Linked DNA regions of Homo sapiens: all the other regions are linked to region 2. A link is a contact called in ENCODE Hi-C or POLR2A ChIA-PET data. All regions are on one chromosome and are shown on one strand. The core of a region is the stretch at or near the end of the contact, and the rest is flanking DNA. Distances in the headings are between cores, read along the strand shown.

What was found. A loop is a pair of places that touch in the nucleus more often than their neighbours do. ChIA-PET counts read pairs that join two places held with the same protein, here RNA polymerase II (POLR2A). Pooled maps may share reads with other maps.
Region 1: a loop to region 2 is called in a pooled map, with 5 times the contacts of the local background. The contact joins the promoter of CCR3 here to the enhancer-like site in region 2. A Hi-C loop is called at or near these places in 3 of 50 pooled maps. POLR2A ChIA-PET finds 5 or more read pairs at or near these places in 3 of 52 experiments (B cell, WTC11 and activated T-cell).
Region 3: a loop to region 2 is called in a map of B cell, with 5 times the contacts of the local background. The contact joins two enhancer-like sites. A Hi-C loop is called at or near these places in 1 of 168 maps with a recorded cell type or tissue (B cell). POLR2A ChIA-PET finds 5 or more read pairs at or near these places in 6 of 52 experiments (GM12878, HEK293, MCF 10A and 3 more).

Annotation. Positions count from the first base shown.
Region 1 is chr3:46,241,035-46,244,348 of GRCh38, forward strand. It overlaps CCR3 (C-C motif chemokine receptor 3), which reads left to right and starts at 1,426. Exons shown (of 2, transcript NM_178329.3): 1 at 1,426-1,504.
Region 2 is chr3:46,185,662-46,188,584 of GRCh38, forward strand. All of the region lies in intron 1 of LOC105377067 (a long non-coding RNA gene), which reads left to right. Among named protein-coding and RNA genes, the nearest start is that of CCR1, 21 kb to the right of the region's middle. RefSeq lists an enhancer at 1,878-2,017. Within about 2 kb of position 1,555, at least 3 of the 41 ENCODE cell types and tissues checked have a DNase peak (open chromatin) inside an H3K27ac peak, as active enhancers do; they include B cell, where a contact is called at or near this core.
Region 3 is chr3:46,221,556-46,224,732 of GRCh38, forward strand. It overlaps a transcript of CCR3 not described here. Among named protein-coding and RNA genes, the nearest start is that of CCR1, 15 kb to the left of the region's middle. RefSeq lists an enhancer at 113-282. Within about 2 kb of position 1,361, at least 2 of the 41 ENCODE cell types and tissues checked have a DNase peak (open chromatin) inside an H3K27ac peak, as active enhancers do; they include B cell, where a contact is called at or near this core.

The sequences.
Region 1 (3,314 bases), core at 176-2,675, 55 kb after region 2:
CTGTTGTCTCTGATCACCAACAAGGTTATAGACTCTTTAAGGTGGAAACTGAGCCCCTTCCTCCCTTTCTTCTCTTTCTCTCAAATTCTCTCCCTATTCTTTCTCTCTCTCTCTAATGCACATGTGTGTGCGCTCTCTCTCTCTCTCTGTCTCTCTTATCCTCCTTCCTCTTTCTTTGTCTTTTGTTCCTATGTTTTCTTTATCATGAAGCATACAGCACAGTCCTACACACATATCAAACGTTTGATAAACACTTTGGTGCATTACACTCATTTGTCGAGTTAGTCAGTGTATCAAAGATCACTTCATGCTTAGTCAGAGTTCTTCCCACAAATATTGGGTGAATACCTGCTCTGTGCCCAGTGCCATGCTAGGTCCCAAGGGACACATCAGCACATACAGCAGGCACATGGCTCTGCCCTGTGACGCTTTGCCCTGAGACATGGCTCTGCCCTATGACGCTTATGTCACAGTGGCATTCTACCCACACTTTACATTTCCTTAGCCCTGTATATTCTGCAGAGACTTTTCACATATTTATCTTAGTTGGTTCCACGGCAATGCTATGACTTAAATATCATTATTTCCAGTTTAGAGATGAAAAAGCTGAGGTCCAGCAAGTTTAAATTACTACCCCCAGCTTATGTAGCTGTGTATGCCACAACTGAAACTCAAACTCAAGTCTTTTAGACTTGTCTAAACCTTTGCAGCCACATTTTGCCCCATCCAAGTGTCTACTGGACCCTGCAGAATAATTAGTTTATTCCTTTGCCGGGAAATTCTTATTTCATTCTTCATCCTGTCTCCCGATGAGTCAAATCAATGCTTATTCAAGAATTATAAATCCCAGGTCTTTAGGAGGCCGAGACTCGCAGATCACTTGAGGTCAGAAGTTTGAGACCAGCCTGGCCAACATGGTGAAACCCTGTCTCTACTAAAAATACAAAAATTAGCCAGGCATGGTGGCATGTGCCTCTAATACCAACTATTCCAGAGGCTGAGGCAGGAAAATCCCTTGAACCCAGGAGGTGGAGGTTGCAGTGAACTGAGATCATGCCACTGTACTCCAGCCTGGGTGACAGAATGAAATCCTGTCTTAAAAAAAAAAAAAAAATTATAACAACCCCCCACCACTAAAAATGAGCAATGCCAATGGGTGGAGAGCCCCTAAAGCAGCACTAATTGCAAGGATTTCTCAGGTGACTGGTTAGTATGTGGTGTCAATCATGAAAAAGAAGAACTGCACGAAAGTATCTTTCTGAAAACTTGCAAAACTGAGAAGCTAGTCTGTTTAAAACAGGAAGTTATATACTTACATTGTTTACTACTTTACTAATGTCTGTGATCTGATGGTATCTCTGTTTCAGGAGTGGTGACGCCTAAGCTATCACTGGACATATCAAGGACTTCACTAAATTAGCAGGTACCACTGGTCTTCTTGTGCTTATCCGGGCAAGAACTTATCGAAATACAATAGAAGTTTTTACTTAGAAGAGATTTTCAGGTAGGTGTCGCTTTTCCAGGAAAAGGGAGGTGGAACAAGGAGGGGTCCAGGCAGGTGGAAGTAGTAACTTCCAGCAGTGCTCTTGGATCTAGGAGGGAGGAGAGGAAGGTACACAGCAATTTAGAGGTAGTATGGGGCCAGAGTGGGAGAAAATATGGCCACATATCTCCATTTTCTTCTTGCTTTTTCTAATTTTCCCTTTCTGTCTCCCATCCACACAATGATAAGTTTGCGTGTAGCACTCACCCAAACTTGGCCCTTTATACCTCTTTAGTCAACATCTGTGCCCATGTTACCCTCCTATACTTTCACAAATTCTCAACTATGTGCATATGACTACTCCAAAGAGCTTACACTTAATAGCTTGTGTTTATTTATATTGACTTGTAAGAAATAGCAAAAATATAATTTTACATATATATGTGTATATATATATATATACACATATATATATATATATATATACGCACACACACATACATTTTTATATATACAAAGTCCTCCCTCAGTATCTGTGAGGGATTTGTTCCAGGACCCTTGCAGATACCAAAATTCATAGATGCTCAAGTTCCTTATATAAAATGATGTAGTATTTGCTGATAACCTACAAATATCCTCCAGTACCCTTTAAATACAAGTACCTAGATTACTTGTAATACCTAATACAACGCATACAGAGCGCTTCATTCATGTGGAGTCAACATAGCACTTGCTGCGTGGCAAATTCAAGGCTTGGTTTTTGCAACTTTGTGGAGCTTTTTCCCAGATATTTTTGATCCGTGATTGGTTGAATACACAAATGTGGAACCCATGGATACAGAGGGCTGATTATATACATATGTGTGTGTGCATTAAGTATGTATGTGTGGAAATATATATATTTATTTGAAGTTTTCATTGAAAATCCACACTAAATCAAGCTACTAGATGAGTCAGTTGATTGATTTGGTGTCTTTTTTTCTGGGTGAATGAGATTGTCTGTGTTAGAGGGTAGAGCTAGAAAGCCTTACCGATTCTTCTGGAAACGCCTGGATTGACAGAGGATGAGTGTTAACTTTGACAAGTACTTCAAGTGAGAGTGGTGGGAATAAGGGGTCTTCCACATGGATGTGGTATAAGTTGAAGTATATTTTTGAAGTGCAGCTCTTTCCAGAAAATGGTGATGATTACACTGAACCACGCAGGATGAGTTAGCTCTTCTGGGAGAAGAAATATGAGCCCTTTGTATGACTTAATAAGAAAAAAGCAGATCTGTACAGCAGAATAAATTGGGTAAAGGGCACAAAGAGATAAATCACAGGAAGGGAAATATGAATGACTAATACTTGTAGTTAAAAAAAATCAGTAATGAAATAAATGTTAATTACAACAATAATGGCAACCCTTTTGCCCATCTAATTGGCCAAGTAATTTTTTCTTTCTTTTAGATCTTCTCCATATTGATGGATGCTTGCTGAAATGGGCACCATCACCTACTAGTGCCAAGAGTATATATATTGTTACACACTTTCTGGAAGCAATTTGACAAAATGCATCAAGAGACTTCGAAATATAATTCAATGTAGAAATTGTGATTTGTGTAATATACCTTAAGGAAATAATTTTAAAATGCACACAAATATGTTTATTGCAGTATTATTTATAGCAGAGCAAATTGTGAATAACTTAATCACACAACAAAAAGGCAATGGTTAAATAAGCATGATTATCTATACAATATGTTGGAGTCATTACAAATTACATTTTTAAGTAATTTTTAGCCACAAGGAACTAGGTGAAAGGTAAAGAAGTTAAGGTATCAGAATACAAA
Region 2 (2,923 bases), core at 305-2,804:
CCATCACCTCAAGTACTTACATTTTGTGTTAAAAAATTTGAAATTTACTCTCTTAGCAATTTTGAAATGTACAACATATTATTATTTACTATATTCACCAAGCTATGCAATATACCTCAAAGAAATCAAAAATTATTCCTCCATGTAATTGAGGCTTTATGGCTATTTTTTTTCTTTTAACTTTTGTTTTAGGTTCTGGGGTTCATGTGCAGGTTTGTTATGTAGGTAAACTCGTGTCATCACAGGGGTTTGGTGTACAGATTGTTTCCTCACCCAGGTACTAAGCATAGTACCCGATAAGTATTTTTTTCTGAACTTTTCCCTCCTCCCACCCTCCACCTTCAAGTAGGCCCCAGTGTCTGTTGTTCCCCTCTTTGTGTCCATGTGTTTTTATTATTTAGCTTCCACTTATAAGTGAGAGCATGCATCTATCTTTGATTGTTTTTTTACAATTGAGTTATACAAGCACTCTCTAAATTCTGGTACCAGCTTTTTATCATAAATGTGTTTTGCAAATATTTCTCCCAGTGTTTTTCCTGTCCTTCCATTTTCTTAATGGTATCTTTTGAAGTGCAAGGTTTTCAATTTTGATGAGGTCTATTTTATCAATTTTTTCATTTATAAATCACATTTTTAAAAGAAATCTGTCTGGCCCAAAGTCCTAAAGATTTACTTCTATGTTTACTTCTAAAAGTTTAATTGTTTCAACTCTTACATTTAAGTCTATGATTTGTTTTCAGTTAATTTTTGTGCATGGTGTGAGGTGAGGGTCCAAGGTCATTTTTTTTGCATACACATAGTTATATTATGAAATGTTTTTCTAGAAGTTAATATGATAATAGCTTAATATTTTATTTTATGAACATACTATAAACAGTGAGGTCCTGGTAAATATTTGACAATCATCTCTTTTAAAAAAGCCCTGATTTGTAGTATTTGCCAATTTCCCTGTGTAAATATTCCAACAGTGTTTAATTTAAAGCTACTACATGACATAACATATGGAGTTGGGAAGAAGTCACACCATTGATTCTTATGAATTGCTACAAGCTGGCTCTAGCATATCACTAAATCAATTTAACCAATCTCCTGGGTTTTTGTTTTATTTTTGTTTGCTTCTTGTTTTTCTCTCTTTTACCCTCAATATATACAAAAGATGCAAAAAAGAAACAAAAAGCAGAAACAGTCTATTTTATTCATCGCTATAAATGAATGCTGTATCTCTAGGGAGTTTCTAGTTCTCTCTCCTTAGGAACACAGCTGTGGGCAACATCCTTGAAGCCTTTCTGTGGTCACATTTAGTAGTGTCTATCACATTTACTTTCAGACAACCCCCTCGCCAGCCTTGCTTCCTTTTAATGATAAAGAAAATCAAGTTTTGACAAATAGAGTATAAAGCAGCTTGAACTTCTGCAATTTTGCAAAAACACATATACAAAATTTAAATTATAGAGGTGACTTCCCCCCCTTTTTTTTCTCCCTCTCAAGAACCAAGTATAGAATTAAGCAAATGCTGAGGAGGAAAATAGTTGTCTTGACAGGCAGTGGAAGTCAAGTGTGAATGGCCACAATGTGTCAGCTTCCTGAAAGTGTCTTGTACATAAGAGTACTGCAAAGAAATCACTGGAGTGTGACACTGTTTCAGATAAATATATCTGATCTTCCTTTCGAGGAAATCTTGTAAGAAGTGCAAATAAAACTAGGGGGCCACTTTGGATCAGATGCTTTTTTTTTTTTTTTGAGGGAGGGTCTCACTCTGTCACCCACACTGGAGTGCAGTGGTGTGATCATGGCGCACTGCAGCCTCGACCTCCAGGGCTCAAACAATCCTCCCATCTCAGCCTCCTGAATAGCTGGGACTACAGGTGTGCACCACCATGAGTGACTCATTTTTGTATTTTTTGTAGAGACAGGGTTTTGCCATGTTGCCCAAGTTGGTCTCAAACTCTTGGGCTCTCAAAATGCTGAGATGATAGGCATGAGCCCCCATGCCTGGCCAATAGATATTTTTAATAAGTAGTTATTAGATGCCTATCTGTAGCTCTGTGGAGCCCACATAGCTTTATCCACATTGTTACAAATGGGAAGCAGCAGAGGCCTGGGATCTGGGAGAGCAGTGAGCCATGGGGGATTTGGAGGAGAAAGGGCACTAAGTTGTATGGGGATAAGAGGGTTTTGAGCAACTGTCACTATTTGGCAAGACCTTTATTCAATATAATTACCATTATTTAAAGTACCCCTTTCTATTACTATGAAAAGTGAGGCTCAGAGAGATGTGAAAGTGCTTACACAGGGACTTCTGGCTTACAAATACCTGCTTTTTAAACTCTGTGCTCAGAGTGTGCATTGGGAGTCACCTCATGAAGTGGAGACTCAAGCTCAGTGACTCATCACAGCCTCCTGCTCTGGCCCCATGTCCCAGTCAGCCCACTCACTGCCCCATGCTCCCCCTCTCACTCCTGCTCCCCTGCACATGACGGGAGTCATACTAACCTTTGTGCAGGTCCCAGAGAGAGTCATGCTTCTGGCCTTCATTCACTCCACACCCTTACCCCGGAATGTTCATCCCACTGTGTTCTTCTAAGAAGCAACTGCTCATCTTTTTCTTTTCTCTGTCTCCTTCTCACTCTCTTTCCCCAACTTTCCCCCCATTAGACTTCTTCTCCTTCTTGCCCTTTCTCCTTCCTTTCTTTCTTTTCACAAAGAATAGTTTTTCTTATGATGTGGCCATTTTAAAAGTTGGATAGGCCAGCCTGGTGGCTCATGCCTGTAATCCCAGCACTTTGGGAGGCCAAGGCAGGAGTATCCCTTGAGGCCAGGAGTTCAAGACCAGCCTGGGCAACAAAGCAAGATCCTGTCTCTACAAAGGATAAAAATAAAGTATTAGCTGGGTGTAGTGACATGGGTCTGTGGTCCCAGCTAC
Region 3 (3,177 bases), core at 111-2,610, 36 kb after region 2:
ACAAACAGTTCAAACCACACGGCTCTGCCTGCAGTTGAGGCATCTTGAACCCAATTTGCACTTCCCTTTTCTAGACTTTTAGTCTTATTCCTGTCTTCCTTTTCCCTCTGTGGGTTATTCTGCGGGGTGGGCTATTTTGTTTTGCTTAAGCCTTCATTTTTGAGCTTGCTTTCCTCCAAGAACCCCTGGCAGGTTTCCGGTTGTTGAAATGCACATTCACTTCTTCCAAAGGATCATCCTGTGTTCTTTTGCCCCTTGCAAAGCAGACCTACCCAAGACCACTGAAGACAAAGAAGGGGGTCCATGAAGGAGTGTGTCTGGGCCCCTGACTGGCCGCCACCCCTCACTTAGCTCTGCCTGCCTTTCCTCTTCCCGTGTGCCCCCTAGTCCCTCCCCAGCCCCTCTCTTGCCACTGCTGTCCACACAATTTCCCACAGGCTTCCTCCACACAAACTGGCACTGAAGATTCCCCCTGAGGACTGGGCAGGAGCCCTGAAGGTCAGATAGGCAGGCCTCCCAGGCTGTCCCACTCTCTAGGACAATAAGGCGTGACACTCTCCACATCAAAGGACCCATGTCTGAATTCCTGTTTCAGAGCAGTGAGACAGAGGAAGCAGGACCATGTATCATGCCACACCACCAATCCATATCAACACAGCAGCCACAGAGTATGGCACACCTAGGGCATTCCTGGATGGCCATGGTGGAGGTGGGGAGATGGGGGTTTCATGGGGATAGATGAACTTCTAGCTAGACTGGGCAAGTGATGGGTCCAGTATGATAATCTGGAGAAGTTACAGGGGCTGACAGGCAGCCTGGTTGCGTTACTTTCTCTTATTTAATTTGTCGCCCTCTTGCTGCTGCCTTGCCTCTGAAGCTACCTATCAGGAAGCCCTAGGATTCTTCTTGAAGGGTACTGCCAGGCTAGTAGAGAACTCAGGAGAAAAACCTCCAGAGTCCCTTAATCTTTCAGGGCCCCACCCCACAGATCTAGTGCCCTAGGTCCTGGGCTCTAACTTCAGACATCATGCATGGCCAGGCATGCTGCGCTCCTCACCTTGTTCAAGCAACAGACAATGGCAGCACCTTGCCACAGGCAGCAAGTCCTCCAGCACACCAGACCTGGCACAGCCCTCAGATGCCAGCCATGCCACCTTGGGCATTTTTATTTACCGCTTGTCAGAACCTCAGCTTCCCCACGTTTAAAATAGTGAGAGTAATATTTCTTTCTCAGGATTGTTGCAATAATTAAATATGATTCAATATGTGTCTGGCACTTGGTAAATGTTCAGCCGATGGGAGCTACGTGGCTATTTATTTCCTCATCCTATGCCTCAGTCAAACTGGTAAACATCTGTTGAATGTCTCCTATGTGCAAGAAAATTGTCAAGAAACCCTTCATGCTAAAAAGGGGAAGGAGAAAGTATATTAAGGAAGTGCTCTAAAAACTCCCTGTCCAGGTCCAGCCCAAGTTAACACTTACAGTCTTGCATGCCAAGTTTTAAAACTCTTTTGAGGCCAGGTGTGTTGGCTCACGCCTGTAATCCTAACACTTTGGGAGGCTGAGGTGGGTGGATCATGAGGTCAGGAGTTCGAGACCAGCCTGGCCAATGTGGTGAAACCCTGTCTCTACTAAAAATACAAAAATTAGCTGGGTGTGGTGGTGGACATCTGTAATCCCAGCAGAGGGAGGAGAACTGCTTGAGCCCAGGATGTGGAGGTTGCAGTGAGCCGAGATCGTGCCACTGCACTCCAGCCTGGGTGACAGAGCAAGACTCTGTCTTGAAAACAAACAAACAAACAAATAAAATCTCTTTTGAGTCTGGGCTTACATACAGTCTAATACACAGCATTTTATATCATGTTATCTGTATTACATCTTTTCTCTCCAGCTAAATTGTAAGCTTCTCAGCTGCTGGGCCCATGCCCAATCCTTTTTCATATGTTTTCCACAGTACCCAGCACTGAGATGCATATATATAAGAGGTGGTCAGTGTAAGGACTTGCTGATTAAAGTTGATGCTTGTGTGTGTGCATGCATGTTGTGTACATGCATGCAGGTGTGTGTGTGCATGTATGTATGTGTGACTATTGATAAGTACAGTTTGACCTCTTTTATTCAGAGTGACATTATCACGTGTCACTTGTATCAATCTGTTTTCCCTTTCAGCCTGCCTCAGTTTCAGGAAGCAAGAATTCTTTTGGCTCCTGACAAAGAAGGGAGAGAGACATTTTAGATCCCATGGCTTGCCTGAAACTTGGCCACGGACAGGGTGCTGGTGCAGGTATGGGACATGGATAGAGGTACTAGAGGACAGTGGATGACTTGAGCAGGTTCAGAAACATAAGCCCAGAGGTGTCGGTAAATAGAGTCTCCATCGGGTGTGATCAGGGTGTGCCAGGAGCTGGGTAGAAAGCAGCATGAGTGCCCACAGCCAGAAACAGCTCAGGGAGAGCTCTTTCAAATAAAGGGATGCATATACAAAATCGATTAAATACTCCTGCCAGTTAATAAGAAAAGGACCAATGGCCTCTTGTTTTTTAAATAGGCAAAAGACTTGATTAGAAACTTCATAGATGAGGATATCCAAATAACTAACATGTATGTGAAAATGTGCTCTGCATCACTAATCATTTGAGAAATGCAAATTAAAACCACTGGTTTTAATGAGACGAACCAATGAGACAGCAGCACATAACCACCAGAATGGCTAAAATGAAAAAAACGCAAAACAACATCAACAAAAAACCAAACCCTGGGCCAGGCACGGTGGCTCACACCTGTAATCCCAGCACTTTGGGAGGCTGAGGCAGGCAGATTACCTGAGGCCAGGAGTTCAGGACCAGCCTGGCTAACACCAACATGGTGAAACCCCATCTCTAATAAAAATACAAAAATTAGCTGGGCACGGTGGCTCACACCTGTAATCCCAGCACTTTGGGAGGCTGAGGCGGGCAGATTACCTGAGGTGAGGAGTTTGAGATATCCTGGCCAACATGGTGAAACCCTGTCTCTACTAAAAATACAAAAATTAGCCAGGCATCGTGGCACACACCTGTAATCCCAGCTACTTGGGAGACTGAGGCAGCAGAATTGCTTGAGCCTGGGAGACGGAGGTTGCAGTGAGCCGAGATCATGCCACTGCACTCCAGCCTGGGCAACAGAGCAAGACTCTG